Linked DNA regions of Homo sapiens: all the other regions are linked to region 3. Evidence: read pairs that join two places in POLR2A ChIA-PET (ENCODE). Cell type or tissue: HepG2. All regions are shown on one strand.

Region 1 (4,000 bases), 260 kb after region 3:
GGGAGGCCGAGGTGGGTGGATCACTTGAGGCCAGGAGTTCAAGACCAGCCTGACCAACATGGCGAAACCGCATCTCTACTAAAAATACAAAAATTAGCTGGGCGTGTTGGCACATGCCTGTAATCCCAGCTACTCGGGAGGCTGAGGCAGGAGAATCGTTTGAACATGGGAGGCAAGGTTGCAGTGAGCCAAGTTGATGCCATTGAACTCCAGCCTGGGCAACAGAGACTTCCTCTCAAAAAAAAAAAAAAACAAAAGAAGAGGAAGAAGAAGAAGAAGACTGGGCTGAGGTGGGTTGATCACGAAGTCAGGAGATCGAGACCATCCTGGCCAACATGGTGAATCCCCATCTCTACTAAAATACACACAAAAAATGAGCCAAGCGTGGTGGCAGGTGCCTGAAGTTCCAGCTACTTGGGAGGCTGAGGCAGGGGAATCGCTTGAACCCAGGAGGTGGAGGTTGCAGTGAGCCGAGATAGCACCACTGCACTCCAGCCTGGCGACAGAGCAAGACTCTGTCTCAAAAAATAAAAATAACAATAAAAAATAGGTCGGGTGCAGTGGCTCACGCCTGAAACCCCAGCACTTTGGGAGGCCGAGGCGGGCGGATCACGAGGTCCAAAGATCGAGACCAGCCTGGCTAACACGGTGAAACCCTGTCTCTACTAAAAATACAAAAAATTAGCTGGGCGTGGTGGCAGGTGCCTGTAGTCCCAGCTACTTGGGAGGCTGAGGAAGGAGAATCGCTTGAACCCAGGAGGCAAGGTTGCAGTGAGCCGAGATCACACCACTGCACTCCAGCCTGGGCAACAGAGCGAGACTCCGTCTCAAAAAAAAAAAAAAAAAAAAAAAAGAAAGAAAAAAAGAGGAACTTACAAGAACAATGGAAAGATTACCCCATGAACACCCCTATGCCCACCACCACTAAAATTTGGGGTTTTTTAAATTTTTAAAATTTTTTTCTTTTTTACAGTGTCCCTTTCAGGATACACTTAAATTTTATTATATAGTACTTGTTTTATCACAGATCTTTGCATCCCTCTAGCCATCTATCAATCCTTCTGGGTTTGTTGTTGTTGTTGTTTTGAGATGGGGTTTCACTCTGTTGCCCAGGCTACAGTGCAATGGCTTGATCTTGGCTCACTGCAACCTCTGCCCCCCAGGTTCAAGCGATTCTTCTGCCTCAGCCTCCCGAGTAGCTGGGACTACAGGTGCGTGCCACCACGCCCGGCTAATTTTTGTATTTTTAGTACAGATTGTGTTTCACTATATTGGTCAGGCTGGTCTTGAATGCCTGGACTGATGATACACCTGCCTCAGCCTCCCAAAGTGCTGGGATTACAGGAATAAGCCACTGAGCCCAGCCTAATTTTTGTTTTTTTTAGTAGAGACAGGGTTTCGCCATGTTAGACGGGCTGGTCTCAAACACCTGACCTCAGATGACCCGCCTCCGTAGGCCTCCCAAAGAGCTGGGATTACAGGCATGAGTCACGGTGCCCGGCCTAATCCTTACTTTTGATGCATTTCAAAGTAAGTTACAGACATCTGAATGTTTCACCCTAAACATTCCAGGCTGCATATTATTAACTACTTCAGTATTTGTTTATGGGGGGGTGTGTGTGTGTGTGTTTGTGTGTATGTGTGAGAGAGAGAGACAGAGAGATGGAGAGAGAGAGAGATGGAATCTCCCTCTGTCACCTAGGCTGAAGTGCAATGGCTAGATCTTGGCTCACTGCAACCTCCACCTCCCAGATTCAAGCGATTCTCCTGCCTCAGCCTCCCGAGTAGCTGGGATTACAGGTGTGCACCACTACGCCCGGCTAATTTTTGTATTTTTAGTAGAGATGGGGTTTCACCATGTTGGCCAGGCTAGTCTCAAACTCCTGACCTCTGGTGATCTGCCTGCCTCGGCCTTCCAAAGTGCTGAGATTACAGATGTGAGCCACTGCACCTAGCTAGTGGTTTTGTTTGTTTGTTTGTTTTAATAGAAGTTTACCTACAGTAAACCACACAAATCTAAAGTGTGCTAGTTTTTTGTTTGTTTGTTTGTTTGTTTTTGAGACAGGATCTTGCCCTGTCACCTAAGTGGTACAACCACAGTTCACTGAAGCCTCGACCTCCCCAGCTCAGGCAATCCTTCCACCTCAGCCTCCCAAGTAGCTGAGAAGACAGGCACATGCCACCACACCAGGCTATTTTTTTTTTTTTTAGACGGAGTCTCACTCTGTTACCCAGGCTGGAGTGCAATGGCATGGTCTTGGCTCACTGCAACCTCCGCCTCCTGGGTTCAAGTGATTCTCCCACCTCAGCCTCCCAAGTAGCTGGGACTACAGGCGCACACCACCACACCCAGCTATTTTCGTATTTTTAGTAGAGACGGGGTTTCACTCTGTTGGCCAGGCTGGTCTCAAACTCCTGGTGTCGAACTCCTGACCTGGTGATCTGCCTGCCTTGGCCTCCCAAAGTGCTGGGTTACAGGTGTGAGCCACCGCACCTAGCCTAAATATTTTATTGTTATTTGTAGAGACGGAGTCTCACTATGTTGTCTAGGCTGGTCTCAAACTCCTAGGCTCAAGTGATCTTCCCACTTTGCTTCCCATTTTGGGAGGATTTGGGCTCCCAAAATGCTGGGATCACAGGCACGAGCCACCGCACCCAGGCTAAAGTGTGCTCATTTTGAGAAATATATGTACGGCTGGGCACAATGGCTCATGCCTGTAAAGCCAGCACTTTGGGAGGCCAAGGCTGGTGGGTTGCTTGAGGCCAGGAGTTCGAGACCATCCTGGCCAAAATGGCAAAACCCCATCATTACTAAAAATACAAAAATTCGAGGGATGTGCCAGGCGTGGTGGCTCACACCTGTAATTCTAGCATTTTGGGAGACTGAGGCGGGTGGATTGCTTGAGCTCGGGAGTTCCAGACCAGCCTGGGCAACATGGTAAAACCCCGTTTTTACTAAAATATAAAAAATTAGCTGGGCGTGGCAGTGTGCTCCTGTAATCCCAGCTAGTCAGGAGGCTGAGATGGGAGAATCACTTGAACCCGGGAGGCAGAGGTTGCAGTGAGCCAAAATTGTGTCACTGCACTCCGGCTTTGGTGACACAGTGAGACTCTGTCAAAAAAAAAAAAAATTAGAGGGACGTGTTGGCACACACCTGTAATCCCAGCTTCTTGGGAAGTTGAGACATGAGAATCACTTGAACCTGGGAGGTGCTAGTTGCAGTGAGCCGTGATTGTGTCACTGCACTCCAACCTGGGCGATAGAGCAAGACTCTGTTTTAAAAAAAAAGAGAGGGAGAGGGAGAGATGCAGAGATGCATGTATAACCCAAGTCCCTGTCAAGATGTAAACTCCTTTTGAGTGGCTGAATTCCAGCGTTTTTCCAGGTCCAGACTCATTTACCCCGTCCCCTGTTGTTTCTGGCCTCTCTTGGAACATCATTGCCATGATCGCCCTGGGATATATTTCACTGCGCGCTTCCTCAAGGGCATCTGTCTATTCCTTATGTTTCTAGGGGGTCAGGTTCATTCGGGGATCTGGCAAATAGAACACAGTATTTAACCAGGCACGGTGGCTCACACTTGTAATCCCAGCACTTTGGGAGGCTGAGGCGGGCAGATCACGAGGTCAGGAGTTTGAGACCAGCCTGACCAACATGGAGAAATCCCGTCTCTACTAAAAATACAAAAATTAGCCAGGCGTGGTGGTGCACGCCTGTAATCTCAGCTACTCAGGAGTCTGAGGCAGGAGAATCGCTTGAACCCAGAAGGCAGAGGTTGCAGTGAACTAAGATCATGCCTGGGCGACAGAGCGAGACTCTGTCTCAACAACAACAAAAAAAGAACACAGTGTTACCCGTGTGTCGGACATTGGCTTTGAAGGTAGGAAGGACATAGCACAGGGAAAAATTCTGCCACTTCCCAGCTCTCCTGCTAGTGAGGAAGGCAGATTTAAAGAAGGCAACAGACCAGGTGCGGTGGCTCACGCCTGTAACCCCAGC
Region 2 (4,000 bases), 250 kb after region 3:
AACATGGTGACACCCCATCTGTACTAAAAATAAAAAAATTAGCCAGAGTTGTGCCACACACCTGTAATCTCAGCTACTCAGGAGGTTAAGGCAGGAGAATCGCTTGAACCCAGGAGGCGGAAGTTGCAGTGACCTGAGATCCTGCCACTGTACTCCAGCCTGGGCAACAGAACAAGACTCTGTCTCAAAAAAAAAAAAGTTGTCCTAGGCCAGGCATGGTGGCTCCTGTCCATTGCAGTACTTTGGGAGGCCAAGGCAGGAGTATCATTTGAGGCCAGGAGTTCAAGACCAGACTGGACAACACAGCAAGACCCCGTCTCTAAAAAAATAAAATAAAAACCAAACAAGGAATTGACCAGAATTTAATTCAGGATAGCAGCTCAAGGGACGGGTAGATGCCACAGGAAGGGGCCCAGAGATATCAGCAAGATGCATCGCTCAGAATGTTCTAGTTTATGGGGTTCATTATGAATTATGAGAAATTTAATATGTGAGATCGGGCTCTGTGGCTCATGCCTGTAATCCCAGCACTTTGGGAGGCTGAAGTGGGCGGATCACTTGAGGTCAGGAGTTCAAGACCAGCCTGGCCAACATGGTAAAACCCCGTCTCTACTAAAAACACAAAAATTTGCCAGGCGTGGTGGCACTTGCCTGTAGTCCCAGCTACTGGAGAGGCTGAGGCAGGAGAGTTGCTTGAACCCAGGAGGCGGAGGTTGCAGTGAGCTGAGATCGCATACTGCACACCAGCTTGGGTGACAAGATTGAAACTCCATCTCAAAAAAAGAAAAAAGAAATTTAATATGTGTTCCATGTGGTCTTGTATGTAAAAAGGACTTAAAAGGATAATAAGGGCTAAATTAAAATCGTAAGAGGCCGGGCACGGTGGCTCACGCCTGTAATCCCAGAACTTTGGGAGGCCGAGGTGGGCGGATCACCTGAGGTCGATAGTTGGAGACCAGGCTGACCAACATGGAGAAACCCCGTCTCTACTAAAAATAGAAAAAAGTCAGCCGGGCATGGTGGTGCATGCCTGTAATCCCAGCTACTCGGGAGGTTGAGGCAGGAGAATCGCTTGAACCCAGGAGGCGGAGGTTGCGGTGAGTCGAGATCGTGTCATTACACTCCAGCCTGGGCAACAAGAGTGAAACTCTGTCTCAAAAAATAATTAAAATTAAAAAAATTAAAAAAAATAAAATCGTAAGAGGAAAACATTTGGCACAGGCGGTAGGCAGGATGGGCTGCTGACCCAGTAGGCTGACAAGCCCAGGATGTTATAATCCCTGTAACATCCTTGCAGTTGTTCTCAACCTGTTGAGTGCTGTCTGTATTACCTCATCTAATCCTTACAGCCGTCGGAGATTAACCCATTTTAACTACTATCATCCCCTGTAAGAGGTGAGGCCCAGAGAGGTTGAGTGACTTGCCCAGGGTCACACAGCTGCCAAGCAGGGCGTAGCCAGGATTTGAACCAGGGAAGCCTGACTGTATCACGCCCTGGATGGGGAACTTGGGGATGAGCAAGACCCGGAAGGAGCGAGATCCGGGAGGGAGACTCAGCCCAGACAGGAGGCGTTAGCAGGCGCTCTGCGGTTCCAGGCGTTTCCTTGCATTCCCTGCGTGCTGGGCTACGGAGAGTGTCAAGGCCAGAGAAGCCACGCCGGCCTTTGGACCTGGGGCGCCTCGGGCAGCCAAGGAGAGCTGCGGTGGCCGCTCCTCCCCGCGCTCTGATCTCGGGAGTCCCTGGCGCCGGCACCTTCTGATCTCTGCCTCTTATTGACGGGGAGGGCGAGGAGGGGCCAGCTCTGGTTTTACAACCCCGGCCCCACCTTCCTTAGGGAGGGCTGAGCCACATGAATGATTTTATGGCCAAAGCCCTGCCAGTCATGAGGCTGCTTTTTCTTTTTTCTTTTCTTTTCTTTTTTTTTTTTTTTTTTTTTTGAGACAGAGTTTCACTCTGGTTGCCCAGGCTGGAGTGCAGTGGCACCATCTCGGCTGACTGCAACAGCCGCCTCCGGGGTTCAAGCGATTCTCCTGCCTCAGCCTCCTGAGTAGCTGGGACTACAGGCGTGCGCCACCACGCCTGGCTAAATTTTTGTATTTTTAGTTGAGACAGGGTTTCACCATATAGGTCAGGCTTGTCTCAAACTCCTGACCTCGGATGATCCACCCGCCTCGTCCTCCCAAAGTGCTGGGATTACAGGTGTGAGCCACCGCGACTGGCCTGAAGCTGCTTTTTCTGAGACGGGCTGATCAAGGGGTTTCAAACAATTAAGAAATAATAAGGCATTGCCTCCCCGCTGGGTGAGATTTGGGCAGGCAGACTAGGGAGAGGGGCTTCGGGGCCAGCACTAGCGGATGCGGGGACTTGGGGAGAAGTGGAAAAAGATGCTCACGGTTCCCTCCTTCTCCACCCAGCCCCTGACGAGGGACTCAGCCTTGAAGAGTGAGGGACAGGATGCGTTTTCCTTTCCACTCGCTCTTTGGGGTGGGGGGAGGCAGTTGTGCCTGGTGGGCCTGTGTACGGACTGGCAGAGGAAAGGTTGGAAGTGGTGATGTTCAGAGTTCAGGACCCATTTGGTTTTGTTTTTTGTTTTGTTTTGTTTTGTTTTGTTTTGTTTTGTTTTGGAGACAGAGTCTTGCTCTGTCGCCCAGGCTGGAGAGCAGTGGCGTGATTTTAGCTCACTGCAACCTCCGCCTCCTGGGTTCAAGCGATTCTCCTGCCTCAGCTTCCCAAGTAGCTGGGATTACAGGCATGTGCCACCATGCCTAGCTAATTTTTGTATTTTTGATAAAGACAGGGTTTCGCCATGCTGGCCAGCTGAGTTCAGGACCCATTTGGAAAGAACTAAGCAGCCCAGTTTGCCACCCAGAGGGTCTGGAGGAGGAACTGTGGGACCCAGTGGGTCACCCATGACATGGAATAAATGCCAGGCTGAGAAGGGAGACCCTCGCCTTGCCCGGAGGCCTGGAGTGGAGGCCCTAAGAGAGGTGTGGCCAGTTACTTACGTGGGGACCAGAGCCCCAAGGATCTGGGAAAGTGGGGACCGTGACACCGCAGGCAAGAAAGCCTGCAGGGGCCAGGTGCCACAGCTCACGCCTGTAATCCCAACACTTTGGGAGGGCAAGGCAGGAGGATTGCTTGAGGCCAGGAGTTCAAGACCAGCCTGGGCAACATAGCAAACCCTCATCTCTCTTTAAAAAAAAAAAAAAAAAATTAAAAAGAAAAGAAGAATGCCCACAGGAAGGCAGTCCTGGGTTCGAATGCCGCCCCTATGGCTCAGGAGCTGGGACCCTCCTGGTAGAAAGGACTGCCCTCAGGGTTGAGCGTCTGTGAAACGGGCAATGACCGGGGAAGGGCCTGACCTGGGCTCGCAGCTGACTCAGCATTTGTGCTGTTTCTCTCTTTCCTCCTTCCCCAGTTCTGAGACCGCTGCTGAGCCAGAAACTCGAATGCTAGCAAGGGAGGGGATGGGTGAGGAATGATAATAATGATGAGCTTCCTGAGCATCTGCCCTGAGCCAGGCCCTGTGCTGAAGGCTGTGTGGGGATGAGCTCACTGAGTCTTCACAACAGCCCTGTGTGGTCCCAGTGTTACAATGCCCATTTTACAGATGGGAAAACTGAGGCCCCACTCATAACCCTCATGCCAGAGAAAGGAATCCAACAGGGGCTTGGAACTGCAGTCAGAGGCTGCCCCTCAGTGGCCATTTCTTCTCGGGGGGACTTGTCACCCTTATGGTTTCCATGACCCTGGCCACCCTCCATAGATATATACCGTGAGCCCATAGGAAAACATTTTCTCGTAGCCACCTTTTTAAAAAAACAAAAGAAACAAGTGAAATTAATTTTAATCACATATCTAATCTATCTGAAATATCATTTCCACATATAGTCAATTTCAAAAACTGTCAATGAGGCTGGGCGTGGTGGCTCATGCCTATAATCCCAGCACTTTGGGAAGCCGAGACGTGTGGATCCCTTGAGGTCAGGAGTTCGAGAC
Region 3 (4,000 bases):
GGCGGATCACGAGGTCAGGAGATCGAGACCATCCTGGCTAACACGGCAAAACCCCGTCTCTACTAAAAATACAAAAAATTAGCCGGGCGTGGTGGCAGGTGCCTGTAGTCCCAGCTACTCGGGAGGCTGAGGCAGGAGAACGGCGTGAACCTGGGAGGCGGAGCTTGCAGTGAGCCGAGATCATGCCACTGCACTCCAGCACTTTAGCCTGGGTGACAAAGCGAGACTCCGTCTCAAAAAAAAAAAAAAAAAGAAAACGGTCTCTTAGTGCCTCAACACCTACTCTTCCCTAGAAAGAACCGGGACTCCTCAGAAAAATGGCCAACCCCAGGGATGGGGCAGAACAAGGTCCAGATTACCCAGACTATCTTCGTGTGCCAGAAAGTGAGGAAGTACTCCCAAAAAGTGATGGGGTATGTCCAAAGGCCACAGAAGCCAGCTTGAAGGGGCTCCCACTAACCAAATCTGGGGCAATTTGAATATTAAAATGAATGGCAGTTACGGATCATCATCTATAAAGTCAGAATACACTAATGCTCACTGACAACACTCAAATATACAGGGGGAGAAAGAGAAGTGTTTCCTTTTTGCTTTTTTTTTTTTTGAGACAGAGTTTCACTCTTGTTGCCCAGGCTGGAGTGCAATGGCACAATCTTGGCTCACTGCAGCCTCCAGCTCCCTGGTTCAAGTGATTCTCCTGCCTCAGCCTCCCAAGTAGCTGGGATTACAGGCGTGCACCACCACACCTGGCTAATTTTTTGTATTTTTAGTAGAAACGGGGTTTCACCATGTTAGCCAGGCTGGTCTCGAACTCCTGACCTCAGGTGATCCGCCTGCCTCAGCCTCCCAAAGTGCTGGAATTACAGGCATGAGCCACCACACCCAGCCGAGAAGTGTTTCCTTAAGGAAAATGCGATCTTATAAATGTGGGAGAAATGACAGAGTCTTTTAAATTACCCTGTTGCAGCCATTACAGTAATAACCATTCAGGGAAGAATCATTCATGGATGATAAAATTGATGGCAGTAGCTGCTGGCTGTGGCTGCACACTCCATGGAGCCGGTAGGAGCCCTGACCCTTCTGAGTTGGGATGGGAGCTCCCCGTGTGCAGCTGCAGCCACCAGAACCACAGCTGCAGACCCAGGCCTTCTGCTCCACAGAGCAGGCAGGATCCCCGCCCTCCTGGGCGGGACTACAGCTGCCCAAACTGCTGCTGTGGATCTGAGCCTCTCTGTGCTCTTGCAGGGAGCCAGGAGCAGGCAGGATCTGCCCTCCCGGGTGCAGCTGCAGCTGCCCAACCCGCAGCTACAGACCCGGGCCTCCCACTCCAGGGAGCAGGCAGCAGCCGGGGACAAGCGAGGGTCCTGCCCCTTCCGAGTTGGTGGGGTGGGAGCTCCCAGAGTGCAGCTGCAGCCACCCTCCCAACCACAGGACCTAGGCATCTCTGAAGTTCTCTGCAGCCTGTACCCTGAACGGCCCAGGAAAGCACCACCGCACCCCCCTCCCCACCCCGATCCCTGCAGGCTCGAGCGTGTCTGCTCCTGCTGCTTGGCCTCTCTCCTCTCTCACACCCACTCTGATCTCAGAGAGGGGTTGGGGTCCAGCCCAGTGCCATGAATGGCAGCAGGAGGCAGGCAGATTCCTGGGCAGAAGAGGGCAAGTACCCGGTAAGGTCCCTCCTTCAAGCCAGGGAGGGCCTGAAGGCTGGGGGCCAGGTTGCCAGTACTGCAAAATGAGTGGGGACTTGCAACGTCTCCTCCAGGCCTGCCCATGGCCACCCATGGAGCTACCCTCTCTGCTGAGAGCTTCAGAGGCCTGCAGAGACATCTGAACAATCTGCCTGCGGAGAGGAACCACCCTCTCCAGGGCCTCCTCACTGCTGATAGCTGAACACTGGACGAGACGACCTGCCTGCAGAGGAGCTGCCCCCTGCAGGTCTCCTCTGAGCTGTCCTAACACTCGGTAAAGCTCCTCTTCATCTTGCTCACGCTCCACTTGTCTGCCTACCTCCTTCTTCCTGGACACAGTACAAGAACTCGGGCAAAGGCACCACTGGCCAAGGAGGTTTCCAGCCAGAAAAGTGACGCCGTAAATATCCCGTAACAAAATGATTGAGTGAAGGTGTGTCAGGGGACAAGATATTTACACAGTCTCAGAGAATCTCCCCACAGACCACTTATTCACTACAAAAAGGAAAACTCTTCCTGGCTAGCCAAGTGATCAAAGACAACATCACTAGTCATGGGACAAGTTGACATCAGGTGCCTCCTGAGATCTTGCACAGGAAGGACACACTATCACTGCTGTGACATTCCCCCCAAAGTGCAGATGCCAAGTCTAATCATGAAGAAAGATCAGATAAACCGGCCGGGCGTGGTGGCTCATGCCTGTAATCCCAGAACTTTGGGAGGCTGAGGCGGGTGGAACACCTTAGGTCAGGAGTTTGAGATCAGCCTGACCAACATGGAGAAACCCTGTCTCTACTAAAAATACAAAATTAGCCGGGCATGGTGGTGCATGCCTGTAATCCCAGCTACTCAGGAGGCTGAGGCAGGAGAATCACTTGAACCCGGGAGGTGGAGGTTGCAGCGAGCCAAGATCACGCCATTACACTCCAGCCTGGGCAACAAGAGTGAAACTTAGTATCAAAAAAGAAAAAAAAGACCAGATAAACCCATGTCAGGGGACATCGCACAACACAAACGGCCTGGATGCTTCCAAAATGTCAACGTCATGGAGAAAAAAAAGCCCAAGGGACTGACCCAGATGAACAGAGCCAGAACAACCAAATGCAACGTGAGATTCTGGACCGGAGCCTAGAGTAGGAAAATCAAGTTCACTGTAAAGGACATCACTGGGACAATCAGTGACCTTGACATATGGACGGTTTAGAATTCTAACAATGTTAACCTCCCTGACTTGGATAACAGCACTGTGTTTATGTAAGGAAATGGCGTTGTTCTTAGGAAATGCTCTCTCAAGTACTTAGGAGCATAATGTCTACAACATATTGTCAAACAGTTCAGCATTCAGGATAATAAATTATTCTCAGCAAAACAATAATTACACACACCAATAGTAAGAGTGGGGGAGAAAGAGAAAATAAATGTGGCAAATTATCAAACTGGGTGAAAGATATATAGGAGTTCTTTGTATAATTCTTGCACCTTTTTCTGTAATTTGAAATTATTTCCAAATGAAAGTCAAGACCGGACGCAGTGGCTCACGCCTCTAATCCCAGCACTTTGGGAGGCCGAGGCAGGCGAATTGCCTGAGCTCAGGAATTCAAGACTAGCCTGGGCAACATGGTGAAACCCTGTCCCTACTTAAAAAAAAAAAAATCGGCCGGGTGTGGTGGCTCACGCCTGTAATCCCAGCACTTTGGGAGGCCGAGGAAGGCGGATCACGAGGTCAGGAGATCGAGACCATCCTGGCTAACACAGTGAAACCCCATCTCTACTAAAAATACAAAAAATTAGCTGGGCGTGGTGGCAGGCCCCTGTAGTCCCAGCTACTCGGGAGGCTGATACAGGAGAATTGCTTGAATCTGGGAGGCACAGGCTGTAGTGAGCCAAGATCACTTCACTGTGCTCCAGCCTGGACGACAGAGTGAGACTCATCTCAAAACAAAGAAAGAAAGAAAGTCAAAAGAGAGGGGACAGGGCTGGTTCTTCAAAGATCCCCGTGGAATGTATAATAAATGGTCTTGCTTGCTCATAGATTGCCCTGGGTGATACTATTCAGAATGACATTCTGCTTTCTACAACTATAAATGAGGCCACTTTTTTGTTGGAAATGTCCTCCAACATTTCCCAGGCCTCCATGCCTTTTGGACTAAAGCAAGCCTACCGCTCTAGTCAATCCCATACTTGAGGCCTGAGTGCTAGAGCAGGAAGGGCAAACAGCTGTGGGGAGGACCTGCGCAGGGGTCCCTGTCTCCTCCCCTGGATTTCAGGGCCACTGACCTTCTTCAGCTTGCGGTCCACGTTCAGATAGCGGT

Evidence for each region. Peaks named below come from ENCODE experiments on the same cell type or tissue, not always from the same donor. Only the 100,000 strongest peaks of a DNase experiment are listed, where the experiment ranks them.
Region 1: POLR2A ChIA-PET joins it to region 3 with 5 read pairs; 1 of 35 experiments calls an interaction of 5 or more read pairs at or near these places.
Region 2: POLR2A ChIA-PET joins it to region 3 with 7 read pairs; 2 of 35 experiments call an interaction of 5 or more read pairs at or near these places.

The regions. Positions count from the first base shown.
Region 1 is chr19:48,563,723-48,567,722 of GRCh38, forward strand. The region is part of intron 1 of SULT2B1 (sulfotransferase family 2B member 1); the gene reads left to right. Among named protein-coding and RNA genes, the nearest start is that of SULT2B1, 14 kb to the left of the region's middle. In HepG2, no CTCF peak of the experiment used is centred here; a DNase peak (open chromatin) is centred at 1,569.
Region 2 is chr19:48,556,764-48,560,763 of GRCh38, forward strand. All of the region lies in intron 1 of SULT2B1 (sulfotransferase family 2B member 1), which reads left to right. Among named protein-coding and RNA genes, the nearest start is that of SULT2B1, 6.6 kb to the left of the region's middle. In HepG2, a CTCF peak has its summit at 3,688; DNase peaks (open chromatin) are centred at 1,718 and 3,698.
Region 3 is chr19:48,307,588-48,311,587 of GRCh38, forward strand. It overlaps ODAD1 (outer dynein arm docking complex subunit 1), which reads right to left. Exons shown (of 16, transcript NM_001364171.2): 7 at 3,966-4,000. Among named protein-coding and RNA genes, the nearest start is that of ODAD1, 12 kb to the right of the region's middle. RefSeq lists enhancers at 764-1,454, 1,455-2,144. In HepG2, a CTCF peak has its summit at 1,931 (motif pointing left); DNase peaks (open chromatin) are centred at 1,904 and 2,884; H3K4me3 peaks cover 756 bases; H3K27me3 peaks cover 178 bases.